Linked DNA regions of Homo sapiens: region 1 is linked to region 2. Evidence: chromatin loops called from intact Hi-C (ENCODE). Cell type or tissue: gastrocnemius medialis. All regions are shown on one strand. Each heading gives the region's core, and the rest is flanking DNA. Links, peaks and the distances in the headings are about the cores only. Region 1 overlaps HAT1 (histone acetyltransferase 1). Region 2 overlaps SLC25A12 (solute carrier family 25 member 12).

Evidence for each region. A loop is a pair of places that touch in the nucleus more often than their neighbours do. Peaks named below come from ENCODE experiments on the same cell type or tissue, not always from the same donor. Only the 100,000 strongest peaks of a DNase experiment are listed, where the experiment ranks them.
Region 1: a loop joins it to region 2, with 2.3 times the contacts of the local background. A loop is called at or near these places in 2 of 110 quality-filtered maps.

What each region holds. Positions count from the first base shown.
Region 1 is chr2:171,947,539-171,959,234 of GRCh38, forward strand. HAT1 (histone acetyltransferase 1) reads left to right here. Exons shown (of 11, transcript NM_003642.4): 4 at 5,343-5,463. Among named protein-coding and RNA genes, the nearest start is that of HAT1, 31 kb to the left of the region's middle. In gastrocnemius medialis, for the core only: no CTCF peak of the experiment used is centred there; a DNase peak (open chromatin) is centred at 7,408; H3K27ac peaks cover 1,234 bases.
Region 2 is chr2:171,803,085-171,814,780 of GRCh38, forward strand. It overlaps SLC25A12 (solute carrier family 25 member 12), which reads right to left. Exons shown (of 18, transcript NM_003705.5): 11 at 10,255-10,413; 12 at 7,140-7,192; 13 at 6,522-6,602. Among named protein-coding and RNA genes, the nearest start is that of SLC25A12, 85 kb to the right of the region's middle. In gastrocnemius medialis, for the core only: a CTCF peak has its summit at 8,260 (motif pointing right); no DNase peak of the experiment used is centred there; H3K27ac peaks cover 3,020 bases.

The DNA of each region.
Region 1 (11,696 bases), core at 4,382-9,381, 140 kb after region 2:
AACCACTGTACCTGCCCTGAAGTTTATTTTTTAGAAGGAACTTTAAATATATGTCCCAGGCCAGGCGCAGTGGCTCATGCCTGTAATCCCAACACTTTGGGAGGCTGAGGCGGGCAGATTGCCTGAGGTCAGGAGTTCCAGACCGGCCTGGCTAATATGGTGAAACCCCGTCTCTATTAAAAATACTAAAATTAGCCAGGTGTAGTGGCACACGCCTGTAGTCCTGGCTACTCGGGAGGCTGAGGCAGGAGAATCACTTCAACCTGGGAGGCAGAGGTTGCAGTGAGCCGAGATCATGCCACTGCACTCCAGCCTGTGCGACAGAGCGAGACTGTCTCAAAAAAACAAAAACAAAATAAAGATATGTCCCAGTATATTTAGCACTGTTCTTTAATTTCCTATACTTTGATTACATCATTGAAATAGTTACTTTTTTAAAAAAAACTTTTGATTTTGAAAACATTGCACATTTGCAGAAAGTTGCAAGAATAGTACAGTGATCTCTGTATATTTTTTTACCTGGATTCACCAGTTGCCATTTAGCTACATTTGCTTTAATCATTCTCTCCTTGTTGTTGAACCATTTGAGAGTAGGTTGCAGATCTATCCTGATCCTTTACACCTCATTTCTTTTCACTATGTATTTCCTAAAAATAAGATTAATAACCATGGAAGAGTTGTAAAAATTCAGGAAATTTAACATTGATACAGAGTCTCGCGTTGTTGCCCAGGCTGGAATGCAGTGGTGCTATCTCAACTCACTGCAACCTCCACTTCCTGGGTTCAGATGATTCTTCTGCCTCAGCCTCCCAACTAGCTGAGATTACAGGCGCCCGCCACCACACCCAGCTAATTTTTGTATTTTTAGTAGAGACGGGGTTTCACCATCTTGGTCAGGTTGGTCTCAATCTCCTGACCTCAAGTGATCACCCACCTTGGCCTCCTGAAGTGCTGGGATTGCAGGCGTGAGCTACCATGCCCGGCCTGATACAGTACTATCTTCTGATATACAGCTCATGTTTCAGATTTTGTCAGTTGATTTCTAGTAATTCCTTTATAGCAATTTTCTCCAATCCTGGATCCAATACAGAATCATATTGTATTTCGTTGCCATATCTCTTCATTCTTCTTTAATCTGAAACAGATCCTCAGCATTTGTTTTTTCCTAACAGACATTTTTGTAGGGTATAGGCTAATTTTGTAGAACTGTTATATTGGATTAATTTGATTGGTTTATTTGTGATTAAACTCAGATAATGCATATTTTTGCTGTGCCATTACAGAAATGGTATTGTGTCCTCAGTGTATCACATCAGGAAGTCCGTGATGTCAGTTTGTCCCTTGTTGGTTAAGTTAACTTGGGTCACTTGGTTTAGAGGTGGCTGCTAGGTTTTTCCACTATAAAGTTAGTGTTTTTTCCTTTGTAATTTATAAGTAGTTTGTAGGGAGATACTGTGAGACCGAAAATATCCTGTTTTCCTCAAGCTTTCACCCAGAAGCATCCATTAATGATTCTTGCTTGAATCAGTATTTTACTATGATGATTGTAAAATGGTAATTTTGTAACTCTTTTGTACCTTTTTCATTTATTAGTTGGGCATGCTACTATAAGAAAGAGCTCTTCTTCTTCTTCTTATTTATTTCTTTATTTATATCAAACTCAGGGATGCTTTTTTTTGTTTTTGTTTTTTGAGACAGGGTCTTGCTCTGTCACCCAGGCTGAAGTGCAGTGGTGCGATCACAGCTCACTGCAGCCTTGAATTCCCAGGCTCAAGCAGATCTTCCCACCTCAGCCTCCTGAGGAGCTGGGACTATAGGCGTGTACCACCATACCCAGCTAATTTTTAAAAATTTTTTGGCCGGGTGCAGTGGTTTAGACCTGTAATCCCAAAACTTTGGGAGGCCGAGGCGGGAGGTTTGCCTGAGCCAGGAGTTTGCGACCAGCCTGGGCAACATGGTGAAACCACGTCTCTACTAAAATACAAAATTAGCCAGGCTTGCTGGCGTATCCTGTAGTCCCAGCTACTTGGGAAGCTGAGGCAGGAGAATTGCCTGAACCTGGGAGGCAGAGGTTGCAGTGAGCTGAGATTGCGCCACTGCACTCCAGCCTGGGCAACAGAGTGAGACTCTGTCTCAAAAAAAAAAAAAAAATTTTTTTTTAAGAGATGGGGGTCTTCCTATGTTGACCAGGCTGGTCTTGAACTCCTGGGCTCAAGTGATCCTCCAAGTGCTGGGATTACAGGCGTGAACCACCGCACCTGGCTAAGGAGTCTTTTACAATTCAGTGGGCTATGTACAATCTGTTACTGCTACTAATTTTGATGCTCAAATTATCCCAGATTTGGCAAGTGGCCACCCTTTCAGACACTTTTGAGTCTTTCTGATATGTCCTTATAATTTTGGTGATACTTTACTTTCTCACACAACAAGATGTTTCCAGATTCATCTGGTACTTTCCCTGTTAGTTCTGGAGTCAGTCAGTCTCCCATGGAACCCCTGGTTTGTTGTAGTAGGAAAGGGTATTTAGACATAGTGGACATTTAAATATTTCCCTTCATGTCTTTTTTCCCCCCATGCATTATTTTAACATCATTGACATATTTCTTTAATGTGTGGGGGTTTTGGGTTTTTTTGTTTGTTTGTTTTTTGAGACGGAGTCTTGCTCTGTTGCCCAGGCTGGAATGCAGTGGCATGATCTTCTTGGCTCATTGCATCCTCTGCCGCCTCCCAGTTCAAGCGATTCTCATGCCTCAGCCTCCCGAGTAGCTGGGACTACAGGTGTGTGCCACCACACCCAGCTAATTTTTTTTTTTTGTAATTTTAGTAGAGGCGGGGTTTTGGCATATTGGCCAGGCTGGTCCCGAACTCTGGAGCTTAGACAGTCTGCCTGCCTCAGCCTCCCAAAGTCCTAGAATTACAGGCGTGAGCCACTGTACCCAGCCATATTTAATGTGTGGCTTTTTTTGTTGTTTGCTTGTTTTTTGAGATGGAGTCTCACTCTGTTGCCCAGGCTGGAATGCAGTGGTGCAATCTTGGCTCACTGCAACCTCCGCCTCTCAGGTTCAAGCGATTCTCCTGCCTCAGCTTCTCGAGTAGGTGGGACTATAGACACGTGCTATCCCACCCAGCTAATTTTTGTATTTTTAGTAGAGACGGGGTTTCACCCTGTTGGCCAGGCTGGTCTTGAACTCCTGACCTCAGGTGATCCACCTGCCTCAGCCTCCCAAAGTGCTGGCATTACAGGCGTTAGCCACTGTGCCCAGCCTTAATGTGTGTTTTGTTTTGAGACGTAGTTTCGCTCTTGTTGCCCAGGCTGGAGTGCAATGAATGGTGCGATCTCGGCTCACTGCAAGCTGCGCCTCCTGGGTTCAAGTGATGCTCCTGCCTCAGCCTCCCGAGTCGCTGGGGTTACAGGCGCCTGCCACCATGCCCAGCTAATTTTTGTTATTTTTGGTAGAGATGGGGTTTTGCCGTGTTGGCCAGGCTGGTGTCGAACTCCTAACCTCAGATGATCCACCCACCTCGGCCTCCCGAAGTGCTGGGATTACAGGCGTGAGCCACTGCACCAGGCCCTTATTGTGTTTTTAAGTCAACAAATGTCTCTTCCTGCAACGAATTTCCTGTGAATTTTTCATTATTGATGTATCAGATTAGGCATTTTATGTGCTTTCACATATTAATAATTGTATCTTATTATACATAGATTAATGCCAAAATTTCAGCCTTTCATATTTTAAATAGGTTTTACTTTATTATAAAAATAAGAATATTTTCTCTTTGGAGTTCTATCTCTAAAGAGACATTGTTTTATTCTCTACTTTTTACTACTTTAAAAAATCTGTGTAATATCTTAGTAGATAAGATCTAGTTTTACAGATAGTGCTTCTTTTTAATTTTTTGAGACGGAGTCTTGCTCTGTTGCCCAGGCTGAAGTGCAGTGGCGCAATCTCAGCTCACTGCAGTCTCCACCTCCTGGGTTCAATCTATTCTCCTGCCTCAGCCTCTTGAGTAGCTGGGATTACAGGCACCCACCACCACACCTGCCTATTTTTTTTTTTTTTTTTTTGTAGTTTTAGTAGAAACGTGGTTTCACCATGTTGGCAGGCAGGTCTTGAACTCCTGACTTCCAGTGATCCCCCCCCGCCTCAGCATCCCAAAGTGCTGGGATTACTGGTGTGAGCCACCGTGCCCAGACCAGTTAGTGCTTCTTAATGGCATTTTGCACACTGTTTTGCGTAATATCACTGAAAGTGGGGTGCTTGTATACCACTCTTCTAAGATGGGTAGGGGACAGTAACATAATAGTGATATCCCTGAACTGTATGACCCAAGCATGATAATTGGTCTTGATCCTAGTATCATTGCCACTCCTTTCTTCTTCACATAACTTTCAGAGTTGCTGGAATGGACAGTGCTCCGTATTTTCGTAGCCTAGACAGAAATTTGGAAATGACACTGCTTCTTTCAAACACTTTTCTTTCACAATTCACTTTCTAAAAAAATCAGAATACAGCTTTATTGAGATATATACTGTGCAATTCATTTATTTAAAGTGTACAATTCAGTGGTTTTTAATGTATTCAGAGTTGTGCAAACACAGTCAATTTTGGAACATTGTCATTACTTCCATCAAAAACCCTAAAATGCATTAATAGTCACTTTACCCTGACCCCTAGTCTTAGGCAGTCACTAATTTACTTTCTGTCTCTATAGATTTACCTATTTTGGATAATTTAGAGTTCACTTTTTAGAAGACTCTTTTAAGCTGGAAAAAGGAATATTAAGGCATAAATGTGATAGCAGGGAGCAGGGGTGGAAGAATTAGCAGCAGTTCCATATCTGCCTTTTGAGTTCATAGAGCAGTTTACATGTAGTAAGGCAGGTGCTATTGCTGCAGCTCTGGATTTTGGTGATTCAGTAAGCAGTAAGTTGGAGGGACTGGTCCAAGGCTTGGTAGCTGCTTGCCTAGCCAGGTCCTAATTTAACACTACTTCTCTCATTTGAAATGCCTTCTAATACTGGTAATGGTAGCAGCAGCAGCAACAGTAGCAATAGTATTAAATGTCTGACATTTAGTGAGTACTTATACAATGTGCCAGTTTTATAAGTAGTTTACATGTATTAACTTATTTAACCCAAACAACATTCCTGACTTAGGCAACATTCCTGAGTTATTCTATTTTATAGATGAAAACTGAAGCACATTTTATTGTAGATTTTTTTTTTAAGTATAGTTTAAAATCTTGAAACTACCCATGAAGTTAAACTTGTTTATATGTAGGGTTAATACTTTTTAATGACTGCAAAAATTCATTCCATTATTGCTATTTTTTCCATTTCAGTGAAACTGCTTTTGGTTACAAGGGTCTAAAGATCCTGTTATACTATATTGCTGGTAGCCTGTCAACAATGTTCCGTGTTGAATATGCATCTAAAGTTGATGAGAACTTTGACTGTGTAGAGGTAAGAACAGAAATACTTTTTAAACTGTTTTCCAATTTAATTTATTTTAAAATAGGTTTTAGGCCAGGTGCGGTGGCTCACACCTGTAACCCCAGCAGTTTGGGGGACCAAGGGGGGCAGATCTTTTGATCTTAGGAGTTCGAGACCAGCCTGGCCAACATAGTGAGAGCCCATTTCTCAAAAAAACCACAAAAATTAGTGGGGCGTGGTGGCATGTGTCTGTAATTCCAGCTACTCAGGAGGCTGAGGTCAGAGGATGGCTTGAGCCCAGGAGGCAGAGGCTACAGTCAGCTGAGATCATGCCACTGTACTACAGCCTGGATGACAGAGCTAGACCCTGTCTCAAAAACAAAACAAACAAACAATAAACAAATAGTTTCTAAAAATTAAAGGTTTGGGCTGGGTGCAGTGGCTTGTGCCTATAATGCCAGTGCTTTTGGAGGCTGAAGTGGGAGGATCTCAAGCCCAGGAGTTGGAAACCAGCCTGGACAACATAGTGAGACCCTCAGCTACTTGGGAGGCTGAGGTGGGAGGATTACTTGAGCCCAGGAGCTTGAGGCTGCCAGTGAGCCATGATGGCACCACTGCACTCCAGCCCGGGCAACAGAACAAGACCCTGTCTCTTAAAAAAAAAAAAAAAAAAAAAAAAAAAAATTAAGGTTTGAGGGAAGAGAGAATCTGTTACATGGTAGTTTTAAAATCACATTCTCAGGCTGGGTGTGGTGGCTAACGCCTATAATCCCAGCACTTTGGGAGGCCAAGGTGGGCGGATCACCTGAGGCCAGGAGTTCAAGACCAGTCTGGCCAACATGGTGAAACCCCGTCTCTACTAAAAATACAAAAATTAGCTGGGCGTGGTGGTACACACCTGTAATCCCAGCTACTTGGGAGGCTGAGGCAGGAGAATTGCTTGAACCTGGGAGGCAGAGGTTGCAGTGAGTTGAGATCGTGCCACTGCACTGCAGCCTGGGTGACAGAGTGAAACTGTCTCAAAAAAAAATTAATTAATTAAATAAAATCATATACTCAGTCTTTAGTTATGGAGGCATTTGCCTCCCTGTCATTACAGTTAATCCTGTGATCATGATCCTGTTCTGTTTCCTGCATGGACCTTCTTCATAAAAATCTTTGCCTTTGTGATCAGAGTTTTATTTTTTTGCCAACTTTTGTTTTTTATTGTGGTTATTTCCTATAAGTCAAAGAAGATGGAGGGAAATAGCTAAATTTTCCACTTTTACCTAGTGTGGAATCTATTGAAGTTTCTCTTGCTGCATTTCTAATCCCACAAATTTTGCTAATATATTCCTTTATGGATGGAATACATGGATGATCAAGCTGATCACATTATAAAACTATTTAAAGTGAGTGTATCAAAAGGGGATAAAGGTAAAGAGAGAGATGAGGCCGGGCACAGTGGCTCATGCCTGTAATCCTATCACTTTGGGAGGCTGAGGTGGGCGGATCACCTGAGGTCAGGAGTTTGAGACCAGCCTGGCCAACATGGCAAAACCCCGTCTCTACTAAAAATACAAAAATTAGCTGGGCGCAGTGGTGCATGCCTGTAATCCCAGCTACTCGGGAGGCTAAGGCAGGAGAATTGCTTGAACCCAGGAGGTGGAGGTTGCAGTGAGCCAAGATTGCGCCATTGCACTCCAGCCTGGGTGACAAAGCAAGACTCCATCTCAAAAAAAGAGAGAGAGATGAGTATGCATCTGTGGTAGACTGAATAATGGTTCCCCCCAAAAGATATCCATGTCCTAATATCTGGAACCTGTGAATGGTGCCTCATATTGCAAAAAGCACTTCGCTGATGTAATTAAATATCTTGATATTATCCTGGAATATTTGGGTGGACCTAAATGTAATGACATGTATCCTAATGAGAGGGAGACAGAAGGAAACTTGATGACAGAAAAGGAGAAGGCAGTGTGACCACAGAGGCAGATGTGATATGGCCAGAAGCCAAAGAATGCTTACTCACTAGAAGCTGGAAGAAGAAAGGAACAGATTCCCTCCTAGAGCTTCCAGAGGGAGTGTATTACCTTGGTTACAGCCCAGTGATACTGATTTCAGAACACCTCCAGACCGTAAGAGAATAAATATTGTTTTAAGCCACCAAGTTTGTGGTAATTTATTATAGCAGCCACAGGAAACGAATACAGGTTTTCATACCAGGAAGTGGGATGCTGCTATAACCAATAACTAAAAATGTAGAAGTGTCTTTGGAAATAGGTAGAGGCTGGAAGAGTTTTGAAGGTGCATGATAGAAAAAGCATAGATTACCTTGAATGGACTGTTGGTAGAAATATGGATGTTAAAGGAAATATGGGCTGGGCGCAGTGGCTCATGCCTGTAATCCCAGCAATTTAGAAGGCCAAGGCGGGAGGATCACCTGAGGTCAGGAGTTTGAGACTAGCCTGGCCAACATGGTGAAACCCATCTCTACTAAAAATACAAAAATTAGCCGGGCGTGGTGGCAGGCACATGTAATCCCAGCAACTTGGGGGGCTGAGGCAGGAGAATCACTTGAACCTGGGAGGCAGAGGTTGCAGTGAGCCAAGATCGCGCCATTCATTGCACTCCAGCCGGGGCAACAAAAGCAAAACTCCATCTCAAAAATAAATAAATAAATAAATAAAGGAAATAATGGACTGTTGGTTAGGGCTCAGAATGAAGCTAGGAGTGTAGGAGAGAACACCTGTATCATCTTAGAGAATATATATATAGTCATAAACTTAGTTTTGGTAGAAACACGAACATGAGCTGGATGCGTTGGCTCATGCCTATAATCCCACAGCACTTTGGGAGGCCAGGGCAGGTGGATCACGAGGTCAGGAGTTTGAGTCCAGCCTGGCCAACATAGTGAAACCCCGTCTCTACTAAAAATACAAAAATTAGCCCGGCATGGTGGCGCATGCCTGTAATCCCAGCTACTCGGGAGGCTGAGGCAGGAGAATCACCGGAACCCGGTAGGCGGAGGTTGCGGTGAGCCGATATCGCGCCACTGCACTCCAGCCTGGGCAACAGAGCGAGACTCTGTCTCAAAAAAAAAGTGCCTCTGCTACTGAGGAGAATGAGGCAGGAGGATCATTTGAGGCCAGCAGGTTGAGGCTACAGTAAGGTAAGTATGATCATGCCACTGCACTCCAGCCTGGGTGACAGTGAGACCCTGTCTTTAAAAAAAAAAAAAAAAAAAAAAAGGCCAGGCTTAGTGGCTCACATTTGTAATCCTAGCACTTTGGGAGGCCAAGGTAGGTAGATCACTTGGGCTCAGGAGTTCAAGCCAGCCTGGGCAGTATGGCGAAAACCCATCTCTACACGCACACACGCACGCATGCACACACACACACGCTGACACACACACGCTGGGTGTGGTGGTGTGTGCCTGTAGTTCCAGCTACTCTGGAGCCTGAGGTGGGAGACTGGCTTAAGCACGGGAGGTGAAGGTTGCAGTGAGCCAAGATGGTGCCACTGCACTCCAGCCTGAGTGACAGAGCCAGACCTTGTCTCCAAAAAACAAACAAACAAACAAAAGAACTGCCTCTGGTTGGTGAGGGCTTAGAATAAAATGAGGAACATGTATTTGGCAACTGGAGAAAAGGATATCCTTGTTCTATAGTGGCAGAAAGCCTAGCTGAGTTATGTCCTGCAGTTCTGTGGAAAGGAGAACTTACTGTAAGCAATGAACTTGGATGTTTAGCTGAGGAGGTTTTCATGGAAAGTATTGGAGGTGTGGCCTGATTTCTGGCTGCTTATAGTAAAGTGATGAAAGAGATAAATTGAGGGAAGAACTGTTAAACAAAAAGGATACAGGACTTGATGATTTGGGAAATTCTTAACCTATCCAGATTGTAGAAGACACTAGTTAGGATATTCATTGTCAGGAAGGTGGAAAGTGTGTTCTGGAGAGAAAGCCGTGAGTGTGACAGGATAACCTTTTGCTAGTGCTGAAGGGATTAGGCACGTGACTCATGGATCTCCTCAGTTGTCTCAGCAAAAAGCTAGGAATGTAGATCTGGGGAACATTTGTGGAGGACCCTCTTGTCTAATGGTATGAACCCTCATGACGTACACAGGCGACTCAAGGGTTTTGAGAATTAAAACTTTATAGTGCAGCTTGGATTGACAGGACAAAATGAAGGAAGGCTGTATGAACTCTCCAAATTTCACAGGCAGGAAACAGGCTAATAAAACTGCTCAGCTGCCAACATGTGCTACCTTTAAAGAAAGTGGAAGAATGACTCTGAGGGCAAAGCTTTGGGTCCAGAGGGTGGAGCTGCAGGCCACAGTTATTCTTAGGCCTTGAAACCTAATGGAGTTTGCCATGCTGAATTTTGAAATTGCTTGGTGGCAGTGGCTCCTTTCTTCCTTCCATTTCCTTTTCTGGAATGAGAGATTCTATAACTGTTGTCCTATGCCTGTCCTACCATTGTCTTTTGGAAGTGATACTGTGTTTTCTAATTTCACAGGTTCATAGATGGAGAGGAATTTTGCCCTAGGATGTATCATACCCACAGTCTTACCTATGATGAGAGGTGTGACTTTTGAACTGACTATATCTAGATGAGATTTTGGGCTTGAGTTGATATGGTAATGGTTGAGACTTTTAGGAATGTTTGGATAGAATGAATGTATTTTGCATGTGGGATGGACATGAATCTTTGAGGGCCTTAAGAAAATTATATTTTAGGCTTGTTCTGTTTCCGAGCATTCCTCATTTAAGGGCATTGAAACTTCACCATTGATTTTTTTAAAGATTAAATCCCATTTTGTCACTAAATCATATTTATAAAATTGAAAGTTAATTCTTATAGCAAAATCTCTTTTCTTTGCACTTATTAATCCAGCAAGTTTTAGTAAATTATATCTGATATACTGTTGGTAATACTGTGCTAGACACAAGTATGGAAAATGAAATATATTACTTCATACTGTATGTCATAACTTTCCTCTGCAGAAGTAGCAGTTCCTAAAGAATTAACAATTAAACCAACTTTTTCAGGGCTTTAAACTGATTTTAACTGTTGACTTTACCTCTTTTGCCACCCCTATGCCCCATCTATATTTTTGGTTAAAACCTCCTCTCATTACTGGAACTGACTTACTTGGCCCTTTTTTATTATTTAAATTTTGAGGGATTTGTTATATTTAAAGGTTTTGCCCAAAGTCATACAACTAGTAAATAATCAGTATTGTACTAGGAGATGATTATTTAGTGTTATTATGCATAATATATAATAATATCCTGATTAAAAGATGTTAGGAATATTTATGACCTGTTCTAAGAGGATCCAGGCTCTTGGGCTTACTGCTTTTTCTCTCTCTCTCCCGTTATTTTTTTTTTTAATTTTAAGTTCTGGGATACATGTGCAGAACTTGCACGTTTGTTACATAGGTATCTTTCCCCTTTTGACCATGTGTTTTTCCCCCTCATTAAAAAAAATATTTTTTTAATTTTTAATTTTTTGTAGAGACGGGGTCTTGCTATAGTGCCCAGACTGGCCTCAAACTCCTGGCCTCAAGCAATCTTCCCACCTTGGCCTTCCAAAATGCTGGGATTACAGGCACAAGCCACCGTACCCAGCCTTCTCCTGTGTTTTATGCCATGTGCTCCCAGTTTACTGCTATCATTGTAAGGAGCTTCACACTAGCAAACCCCTTATGGTTAAAAATACCATATTGGTAAGCTTGATGGAATCTGATTACTTCATACTGTATGTCATAACTTTCTTTTGCAGAAGTAGCAGTTCCTAAAACATTAACAATGCCACCAACTTTTTCAGGACTTTAAACTGACATTAACTTCTGACTTTACCTCTTTTGCCAACCCTATGCCCCATCTATAAAACTAATTGTGCGTAGCATGAAAAAGATCTGAAATAGTTTCATATAATATGAATTGTGCATAGCATGAAAAAGATCTGAAGTAGTTTCATATTCATTATTCAACTTTAGTATTAGAAATATTTTGAGTTCTATTTGGTTTTTTTGTGTGTTTTTCCCCACTTCCCAGCCATGTTTGAGATGACTGAGCTTGCCAGATAAATAATATGTAACTACATTTAATATTTGTTTTATTTTATATAGTTTGTTTCCCAGGATAACTTTTGAAATTGTGCAGATACAAAAGTGATTCTGAGTAATACTGTAGTGGTTTGATGTTTGAAAAGATGTAATCTTAGATAAACTAGCATTTAACACATTTATTAAAATAGAGTTTTTTCATAATCAAA
Region 2 (11,696 bases), core at 5,768-10,767:
AAAACTGACATTTAGTAATATCTCTCTCTGTTCAAGGCAAAAAAAAAAAACCTAAAAAACTTAGGCTTAAAAATCGGAAAAGACCTAGATGTAAAAGCTAAAACTATAAAACTCTGAAAAGAAAAAAGGAGGCATACATATAAAGTCAATTTCTATATACCAGAAAAAAAAGGCATACATCTTTCATGATCTTGGATTAATGACTTCTTAGATATAACACCAAAAGCACAAACAACAAAAGAAAAAATAGATTAAACGAACTTCATTAAAGCCCAATTCTTCAAAAGACATCATCAAGAAAATAAAAAATATCTGAAAAGGGACTCATATCTAGAATATACAAAGAACTCTGTAACCAAAAAACAATCCAATTTAAAAATAGGCAAAAATTCTGAATAGACATTTTTTCAAAGAAGATATACAAGTGGTCAATATGCACACAAAAAGATGCTCAACATTGTCAGTCATTAGGCCACAATAAGGTATCACTTTTCACTCAGTAAGATGGCTATAGTAAAAAGACAATAAGAAGTGTTATCAAAGATGTGGAAAGTAGCTGTGCATGATGGCACATGCCTGTAGTCCCAGCTACTCAGGAGGATGGGGCAGGAAGATCACTTGAGGCCAGGAGTTCGAGGCTGTAGCATGTGATGTTCACACCTGTGAACAGTCACTGCACTCTCAGCTTGGGCAACATAGTGAGACGCTACCATTATTTAAAAAAATACACACACACACACACACACACGCGCGCACACACATACTAGCAAAGATGTAGAGAAATCAGAAGCTTCACACTACTAGTAGGGATGCAAAAGGATGTAGCCACTTTGAAAAACAGTCTGGCAGTCCTGAAAATGCTAATTACAGTTGTCATATGACACACCAATTCCACTCATACGTATATACCCAAGAGAAATGAAAACATGTCCATGCAAAACCTTATATACCAATATTCATAGCAGCATTATTCATAAGTCAAAAGGTAGAAACAACTCAAATGTTTATCAACTAATGAATGAACAAACTGTAGTATATCCATATATTCAGCAATAAAAATGAATTAAGTACTGATACATGCTACAACACAGATGAACCTTGAAAACACGCTAAGTGAAAAAAGTTAGGCACAATGTCATGCTTACAAAAGGCCACATATCATGATTCCTTATTTATTTATTTATTTATTTTGAGACAGAGTCTCTCTCTGTTGCCCAGGCTGGAGTGCAGTGGGCACAATCTCTGCTCATTGCAACCTCCGCCTCCCAGGCTCAAGTGATTCTCCTGCCTCAGCCTCCCAAGTAGCCAGGATTAAAAGCACCTGCCACCACGCCTGGCTAATTTTTGCATTTTTTATAAAGATGGGGTTTCACACCATGTTGGCCAGGCTGGTCTCAAACTCCTGACCTCAAGTGATCCACACACCTCAGCCTCCCAAAGTGCTGGAATTATAAGCATGAGCCACCACGCCCAGCCTCCATTTATATAAAATATTCAGAATTGGTGAATTTGTAAAAACAGAAAGTATATTAATAGTTGCCTAGAGGCCAAGTGCAGTGGCTCGTATCTGTAACTCTAGTACTTTGGGAGGAGGAGGCAGAAGGATTGCTTGAGGCCAGGAGCTCAAGGCCAGCCTGGCCAAGTAAGACCCTGTCTCTATGAAAAACTTAAAAATTAGCTGAGGGTGGTGGCACACACCTGCAGTCCTAGCTACTCATGAAGCTGAGGTGGGAGGATTGCCTGAGCCGGCAGTTCAAGGTTGCTGTGAGCCTTGATCGCACCACTGCACTCCTGCCTGGGCAATACAGTTGCCTAGATCTTACGGATGGGATGGGAAGATTGAGAAGTGATAGCTAAAAGGTACTGCATTTCTTTCTGTGTTGATAAAAATGTTCTAAAATTGATTGTGGTGATGGTTTCACAACAAAACACTGAATTATACACATTAAATGGGGGAGTTGTATGGTACGTTAAGTATATCTCAATAAAGCTGTTATTTTTTCTGTTTTTTTGTTTTGTTTTGTTTTTTGTTTTTTTTTTTTGAGACAGAGTCTCACTCTGTTGCCCAAGCTGGAGTGCAGTGGCACGATCACAGCTCACTGCAACCTCCACCTCCTGGGTTCAAGCGATTCTCCTACCTCAGCCTCCCAAGTAGCTGGGACTGTAGGAACGCGCCACTTCACCTGGCTAATTTTTTTGTATTTTCAGTAGAGACGGGGTTTCACTATGTTGGCCAGGCTGGTCTCGAACTCCTGACCTCAGGTGATCCACTTGCTTCGGCCTCCCAAAGTACTGGGATTACAGGCGTGAGCCACCGCCCCCGGCCTAAAGGTGGTATTTTTAAAATTTGCATGAAAGATATCAGGTATTCAATGAGTAAGTGAATATATGAAAGAACAAATGAAAACCTATATCAAGTGTGAAAGAATATGGATTTGGAGATAGAAGTGGTTTGAACCACAATTTTGATATTTACTAAGTCAAAATTTGGATTTCACTAAGGTTTTAGTTTTTTCAACTCTAGTTGGGAACAATAATGAGATAATCCCTATAAAATGTTCAGCCCAGTAAGAAAGGTATCTATTCCTCATTAGCTGATTCAAGCTACATCAAAAGCAATAATCATCATCAACAATAGTAGTAACGTTTTAGTTAAGTTGGGTGCTAGAAGCATGGATGCTCATTTTATTATTCTGTAATTATATTGTTTGTATTCTTTTGCATGTATCAAAAATCACAGGCCTTGGCCAGCCTGGTGACTCACACCTGTAATCCCAAAACTAGGAGGCCAAGGCAGGTGGGTTGCTTGAGCCCAGGAATTCGAGACCAGCCTGGGCAACATGATGAAACCCCATCTCTACAAAAAATACAAAAATTAGCAGAGGATGGTGGCATGCACCTGTAGTCCCAGCTACTGGGGAGGCTGAGAGATGGGAGGAGCCCTTGAGCCCAGGAGTTGTCAAGGCTGCAGTGAGCTGAGATCGCACCACGCCACTCCAGCCTGGGCAACAGACTGAGATCCTGTCTCAAAAAAGAAGAAAAACAAACAAACAAAAAAACAAAAATCACATGCCTTTAAAAACAGATCATAAAGACCGGGTGTGGTGGCTCACGCCCGTAATCCCAGCACTTTGGGAGGCCGAGGCCGGTGGATCACCTGAGGTCGGGAGTTTGAGACCAGCCTAACATGGAGAAACCCCAGCTCTACTAAAAATACAAAATTAGCCGGGTGCAGTGGCACATGCCTGTAATCTCAGCTACTAGGGAGGCTGAGGCAGGAGAATCGCATTAACCTGGGAGGTGGAGGCTGCGGTGGGCCGAGATCGTGCCATTGCATTCCAGCCTGGATAACAAGAGCAAAACTCCATCTCAAAACAAAAACGAAAACAAAAACAAACCAGATAATAAAACAAAACATACAACAACAACAAAATATATAATGCCCAAGGACTAGAGATTTTCACTTCTAGGTCACTTCATGATCTAGTCAACACACACCATTTTTCCTAAAAGGGAATATTGTCATTTCCATGGCAATAAAATTTCCCTCTCATCTATAGGGAACTCAAGGCCTAGGTCCTAGCTAATCCTTCCTCTGGGAAAAAAAGCCTAGAACTCAATTTGAGCCATTTCTTCCTAATTAACCTGCAATAGGTTAATGTATTAGGTGCATCTTTAAAATTGGGTAATTTTTGGAAGAACAGCAGCATTCTTCTCACTAGTGGCACTGACAGCACTCAGCCAAAAGCCATAAGGACACCGTACATCGTATCACCACCACTACTCAGGATGATGAAGACTCAGGGTCAGGCTCACAGACAGCCACTCTTCACAGTGTTAATCTGGTGGCTGTTTGCCAGGTATCATTTAGGAAATGGAGTATCCTATGTCCCATACAGCCTGATATTCTATAAAGAGAGACTCATTCTTTTTAAGACTTTATTCTCTGTTGAAATTTATAGACTTTGGGGAGAAACAGTGAATTATGTTTTAACAATCATTTATAGCATAGCATAACTGAATTTGTCAGTAGAAACTCAATAATTGCACTTTTTTCTTCTTCCCTGAAAGAAGAGATTTAGAGCAAGGGGGAAGCAGAAAACGTTTGTGGTGAAGAACTGCAGACAACCTTATCATTCTGCCTAGAGTCCAACCTGACTATTTTTCATGCTGTCAATTTCCCACTAGACAATCCATCAAAGCCTCCAGAAATGAGTCATGATTAAGGAAGAGATTTAGAGTGTCAGCACAACCCTCAAGGCAACCCAGACTTCAATAGAAATTCCTAAAGTTCAAACCTATAAACAGGGTCGGTAGCTAGGAAGAACAAAGGAACTAAACATCTTATTTTGGTTTAACCACTTAGGTCACATGTCAGACATGGAAACAGGTCAGCTTCATGACCAAAAACCTGGATATTGCAAACGGAAACAAATAATTAGCTACATGGAACAGAAAGAGCATGACTTATATTTCTGGCAAAGGTATGCATGTGCTGTGATAAAAATGAGTTAGAAAGCTTCTTAACCAAACAGAAACTTAAAATGACCAAGAAAAAGAATATTTATGATTGGCAAAGGTTCGCTCTCTAGATAAGAACCAATTACAGAATCTAATTGGAATAAAGGAAGAAGAGAAACTTCATTTTTGGTGATCCACCTAAGCAAAAGTTTTATTCTATGTCCACTGTTAACTCTTCATTAAAAAAGAAATGTAGCCAAAGAGATTTCCTTCCTGAGAATGTGCTGGGGCATGCATACAGGCACACACACACCCACACAGCAGTCCACCTCTTCCAAAGCAACTCTGCAGAGGACTCAGGTATGTGCCACACTGACACATATCAAAGAGAATCTGGAGCAACCTCTCTCTCTCTCTGACCCCCGAGGCAGTGTCTCTGAATTAAATGTTGCCAAGGTCACTGACCTCATCACTTCAGGTTTCACAAGCAACTGAGGAAGTTTTAGCCAAGACTGTCAGCCAATTCAACTGGAAGTTATTAATGTTTCCAAGAACAAAATGGACTAAACAAGTCTGAAACGAACCATGTGTTATCAAATATGAAACAAATACCACAAATGAAATTAGTTGAGCTGCAAATAGATTTAAGAATTGGTCATGCTTACACTTTAAAGACAGAAACCTTTGTGCGCTAAGTAAATATCTGAGTCTCTTGGTTCAGAATTTCTGTCAATAGCTGAAATGTAGTTACCGTTATTATTGTTTGCCAATAATCATGTCATGCTTACACTTTAAAGACAGAAACCTTTGTGCGCTAAGTAAATATCTGAGTCTCTTGGTTCAGAATTTCTGTCAATAGCTGAAATGTAGTTACCGTTATTATTGTTTGCCATACCCTCTGGCCTCTAAAGAAGAAAAATTATTATTAAACAATGGCTTACTCAGTCCTATACCTAAGATATAAGGGCCCAATTAATCAGCCATCTCACACTTGTTTTAAAGTTCCAGTTAACATATATGAATGGTAACTCTATCCACTACTATATTTTCTGTACTCTATTTCTTAAAAGGCATAGGAATTAGAACTTTTAAAAAAGTCTGGAAGGTAATGCTTTAGGAGCATCAAAGAGATAGAGCTGATGAAAATGCCACCTCTTTTTTTGTTATTATACTTTAAGTTTTAGGGTACATGTGCACAATGTGCAGGTTTGATACATAGGTATACATGTGCCATGTTGGTTTGCTGCACCCATCAACTCATCATTTACATTAGGTATTTCTCCTACTGCTATCTCTCCCCCAACCCCCAACCCCCAACCCCATGACAGGCCCCAGTGTGTGATGCTCCCTGCCCTGTGTCCAGGTGTTCTCATTGTTCAATTCCCACCTATGAGTGAGAACATGTGGTGTTTGGTTTTCTGTCCTTGTGACAGTTTGCTGAGAATGATGGTTTGCAGCTTCATCCATGTCCCTGCAAAGGACAGGAACTCATCCTTTTTTATGGCTGCATATTATTCCATGGTGTATATGTGCCAAATTTTCTTAATCCAGTCTGTCACTGATGGGCATTTGGGTTGGTTCCAAGTCTTTGCTATTGTGAATAGTGCCACAATAAACATATGTGTGCATGTGTCTTTATAGTAGAATGATTTATAATCCTTTGGGTATATACTCAGTAATGGGATTGCTGGGTCAAATGGTATTTCTAGTTCTAGATCCTTGAGGAATTGCCACACTGTCTTCCACAATGGTTGAACTAATTCACACTCCCACCAACAGTGTAAAATGGTTCCTATTTCTCCACATCCTCTCCAGCATCTGTTGTTTCCTGACTTTTTAATGATCACCATTCTAACTGGCGGAAAATGCTACCTCTTTTCTACACTCAAAACCCGTTAGCTTTTACAATAAAATTTAAAACTTATTCCATATGATTATTGAGAAAACCTGCTTAGAATCCCTTGAGTTCAAGAGAAATGCCACTAAGATATCTATTATATCTGTGCAAAAAGGTCAACGGAATGTATTTGTCACAAGAAGCGCCTAACAGTAATACTTACACAGCCTCCAGCAAGAACTTCTGCTGGAAGTGGAACAGAGCCATCTCTTCTGGTAAATTTGTCCCGAACAAAATCATTAACCTAATTAGAAAGACAACATCAGTTAACCAAAATTCCCAACCATTTCTCTTCTGGCATACTGTTGCTTTTCCAAGTCAGCAAAATATTTGTCTTATGATAAAATTTAAAATTATCAAATGCTTACATGTAAAATTAAAGTTGTACAAATTCTGCGACAGTGTGCCAGTGTCAGCAGCATCAATTTTAGTTTTGTTTTTGAGACAGGGTCTCACTCTGTTGCTCAGGCTGGAGTGCAGTGGCATGATCATAGCTCACTACAGCCTCAAATTCCTGGACTCAAGCAATCCTCCCACATCAGCCTCCTGGCATAAATCACCACACTTGGCTAATTTTTAATTTTGTTGTTGTTGTTGTTGTTTTGGTAGAGCTGAGTTCTTACTATGCTTATGCTGGTTTAGAACTGGTCTCAAGTGATCCTCCCACCACCCAAAATGCTGAGATTATAGGCATGAGCTACCACGCCTAGCCTTGATTTTAGCTTTTTGGCTTAATGGTAATCTAAACAAATGACATAAATTCAGTTAGAGATAAACTTACAGTCAGTTTAATGGCCTTTTCTGGAGCAACCCCTATAAGTTGTGGTATCAGACCTAGGTAAAGGGACAGAATCATCAGCAATATAGCTGTACCAGACATGAATACACAAGCCCAGCAACAAAGAGTTTCCCCCATATTATTTACCCATCAAACATTGCAGAGTTTTCATTAAAATGGGAAAAAGATTATCCTTAAAACTCTGTATACATATGTAATAATTATTTACAAATGCAGTATAATGTCACGTTTTCTTGAGGCTATAAATCCTCTTCTTAAGCATGCTTACTTTAAAGCCTAGTTATCCAACACTTCCCAAAAAGTCCATGAAGAAGAAACGGAGCCATGCGTCTTCTCTATTCTGGGAACACTGCCAATAACAATGTAACCAAATTCCCTCCCTTATTACAACCAACAACATATAAACATACACAGATACTGTACACTTGGAAAAGCTCTGAAAAGCATGCTGTTAAGCATACCCAGATTTTGCTACCTACATAATGGCATACAGTGGCTTCGTTATTATAGAATACTAACTCCCATAATCTTCTCTTCAGAGAAACACAGCATTCAATATTCATTTATTTAAAAGGAAGCCAAAACTGCAAAGAAAAATGCAGTTTTAAGTATTGTTTAACGAGTATCTCCTATAAGCAAAAACATATGCCTGTTGTATTCTTATTGACTAATATATGTCAAGCTTAAGACATTTTAAAAGAATCCCCTCAAAACAAAGGAAATCATAATCCTTAGAAAGTTAAATTCCCCAGGCTGGTTGTAAACTGGAAAAGAAAAAAATAAACAATTCAACATCTGTTGGGCTCAGCTTTCTAAAGCACACAGCTTATCCAAATTGTTAGCATACTTTTTTGCATACATTTTTTAAAGATGCTAACAATAAACATTTTATATCCTTTAAATCATCCAGCCAAAGGGGAGTTATATATGTGTTTGCCTGCTTGCTGACTGCTGATCTTAAGCCTGCTTTGAGGATACTGCTGAGTTCCATAAGTTGAGAGCCACAAGTAATCATACATATAGGCTACTGTCAGTCAGGCTGAATTATCAATGATACACACAAAGCCTCACACACCTTTCATGCGTAGCAGACTGATTTAAAAGAACAAATCAGCAGATGGCAGTATTAACTTTCTAACCCTCGTGATTATCAGGCTCTATTACTTTTAATCTAACTCCCATACAACCATGTCAGCATGCATATTTGTTTTACAACTCGCCTCAATAAGGCTCATGGAATTTAATAAAGTACTGATTTGTGTCATTTTATCATTGTTGCCTGCGAAGAAATTTAGCTAATCTGTCAACAATTTTGTCAATCATCTGACAGAATAATGGACCAGTTGCAAGCAATATATGACAATCTCAATAATCATAGTGCTCACATACAGGACTCCTACAATCTTCTCCCTAATACAAAAGTCTCTCATTTAAAGAACTGCTTTTATGAGCTTACATCCTGAATAAAACCAACAATCCCCTCCCCTACTTGCTATATTGCATCCATTTAATAAACATGACATCTCTCTCAAATGAAATCTTCTGTAAGCATCTATCCATTGAGAAGGCTAAACTATGCAGTAAATATCTAGGTTCCTTTTAATAGGGGACATTTTCTTTGCAATTTAAAAGTATACCAAAGAGGAGAAAGGTCATTATTCAACAAAGAAATATTGGAGATATCAAGGAAAAAAACAACCTTAATGCCACTCAACCTTGATTCCCCATTAAATAAAATCTGGATATGCAGGGTTTAATCAGTTAAAACAAGCATTCACATGGAAAGGTCTGCATTCTGGATATTGTACGCCTTTCCACAGGGTACATGCTGTACAGGTGGAATTCAAAGAGACTACAGTTCTGAATATTTGAGGAAAACTCATCACATTCATTCTCAAGAGCAGGGTACTTGAGCCTAGTTTGATTTCGGAATAACTCTCTCCTATTATTCTATATATAATGCTAAAAATGAACATCCTTGTGACCCTCTACTTCAATTATGAGTTTATCGGAGTTATATTTTTTGCTTGAATACCTGTATATAATGCTAACCAGCGGTGTTTTTTTCCTCCTGTCCATGAGCATAAAGCTCTGTTCGGGCCCAGTCTTTCTTAGGAAGATTTCTAAGCCAAATAGTTCAACAGAGCTCAGAATAGGCTAGGGATTAATGAGCTTGTATGTGCAAACAAACAAGTACAGTAAATTACATAAATGGCATGGACTTGAGCATGTAGAGAGTATTTTCATAGAATCCCAAGTGGCGCCCAAAGAGATTAAAAAATTAATCTCCCTCCCAAAGGAAACCCTATATTCTAATGTGAAAACACATACATGAAAGTCATTCTCTCTCCAAAGAGACAAGTTCCTACAAAGACAACGGGGGGTGGGGAAAATTCTGCATGGGGCGCAGTGCTGCCTCTGATGCCAACTGCACTGTGCTCAGTCTAGAGTGGCTGCTAACATTCCCTGCGAAAGAAAATCTCTCTGTTTTGACTGTACACCTCTGAGCTAAGTGGGGGAAAGAAGCAAGAATTAGACTTGGAACCAAAGGGTTTTCCTTTTTTTTTTTTTTTTTAAACCTTCAGATGGCTCATTGGAAAAAATTTATAAATGGTCCCTGAAAGAGACAAAAACATTTGATATTTATTTCAGTTGAAATAAATATATGGAGGGTAAACTCATCTTTGAGTGGTAACCTGGATTCTTTTTCACAGGAAAGAGATGTATTTCTCCTCTTTAATTCTTTGAGAAAAGCAGCTCTATATTTCTTAACTATCATCCTTGTATTCCACCTGCAGATATGTGCCTTGGTTTGTAGGAGCATGGTGACATAGACCCATGTTGGGACAAACACATAATTTGGACACCAAGAAATATAAACCACAAGAAGAAGAAATGAAGACCTTATTTGCAGATTAATATTGCTAATCACCAGAAAGAATGCAAAAAGGGAAATGAGCAAAGAGAAAATAAAAAGAGAGAAACAGACCTAGTCTGGCTAGGCATACTACATATTGGCTTCCATAATTAGTGAGTTAAAATCTGCTGCTGGTGAGATCAAATCACTAACTTCAGCAGCTGGGATTTGCTTACTCACCCCTGTAGAGTCCAAAGAAGCCCTCATAACGCAAGACTTTCTTAAAACAGTCAAAGCTGTTTTTGTACATTAGCTCCCCAACAACAGAGCCAGAGCCACGCTGGTTTTGCATTCGGGTCTTCACCAGATCTATAGGATACACTGCAGTGGCTCCCACAGCTACAAACAGAACAATTTTTAGGCTTAAAAAAGAACACAATTAAATGGAGAGTCCATAAGGATGACAAATCTTATCTTAAAGGATGAGAAAATAAAACACAACATGTATTCTCACAAAAGAGAGTTTATTATTTTTCTTTCCCTCACAAACACCTTAGGGATAGCAGGCTATAGCAAGCACTGAAATCCATAAATACAGCTGCTTCAGAAAACAACTGTCAAGAATGCTCTTTGATATCGTAGGTTCATAAACTACAGAGTGGATTATCGAGTCACTTCCCAAATTAGATAATCAACACTCAGTTTTCTATAGTAACAACATTAAACTATTATGTATAACATTTATTTATATTTTCCATTAAATGCTTAAATATTATGCCAGTTACTTCTTAAAATGACTATATCCGTACACTAGGTGGCTACGATTTTAAAATTTAGTTTAATAAAGCATCTTGGTAAATTAATCATAGTTACAACCATAATATTAGAAACACACTTCAACATTATCCTATCCCTATGTATAGAATTTGGTTTAAAAGAAAATATGGCTATGCTTTAGAATTTCTCAGGGAATGAAAATTTATTTACATGAACGAGAGTATTACACATTTTGACTGCTGAAAGCCAAAACCTGGTTTGCAACTTCTAAAACTGAGAGTGAAAAGAAAAAAAAAAGTCTTTTGAGTTCAGGCTTATCTTAAAAAATCGTAAGCATTTTAATCACACCTGCTAGCTTCTTCTCAACAAAGCAACTTCAGATTGTACACATTTTCTAAGTAGAGTATTTAAGCAAAAACAGTCTCTCAAATTTTGGCTGTGAACAGGGAGGGAAGGGAGGTTCATTTTTGCAAATAAACATCAAGTCCAGATATTGTTAAGCAAGCGATAAGGGAAAGGAAAACATACAAGCAGAAAAGCAAAACTGGGTCACTTTGAGAGGCTCTTTTATTTCACGAGGTTCTGGGATTCATATCCCAAATCTCAATTTCTTTCTTTTTTTTTTTAGTTTTATTTTAGGTGTGGGGTATATATGAAGGTTTGTCACATAGGTAAACACGTGTCACGGGCGTTTGTTGTACATATTTCATCGCCCAGGTATTAATCCCAGCATCCAACAGTCATTTTTTCTGCTCCCCTCCTTCCTGCCACCCTCCCCCACAAGTAGACCCCAGTGTCTGTTGTTTCCTTCTTTGTGTTCATAATAAGCTCCTATTTAGTTCCCACTTATAAATGAGAACATGTGGTATTTGGTTTTCTGTTCCTGCGTTAGTTTGCTAAGGATA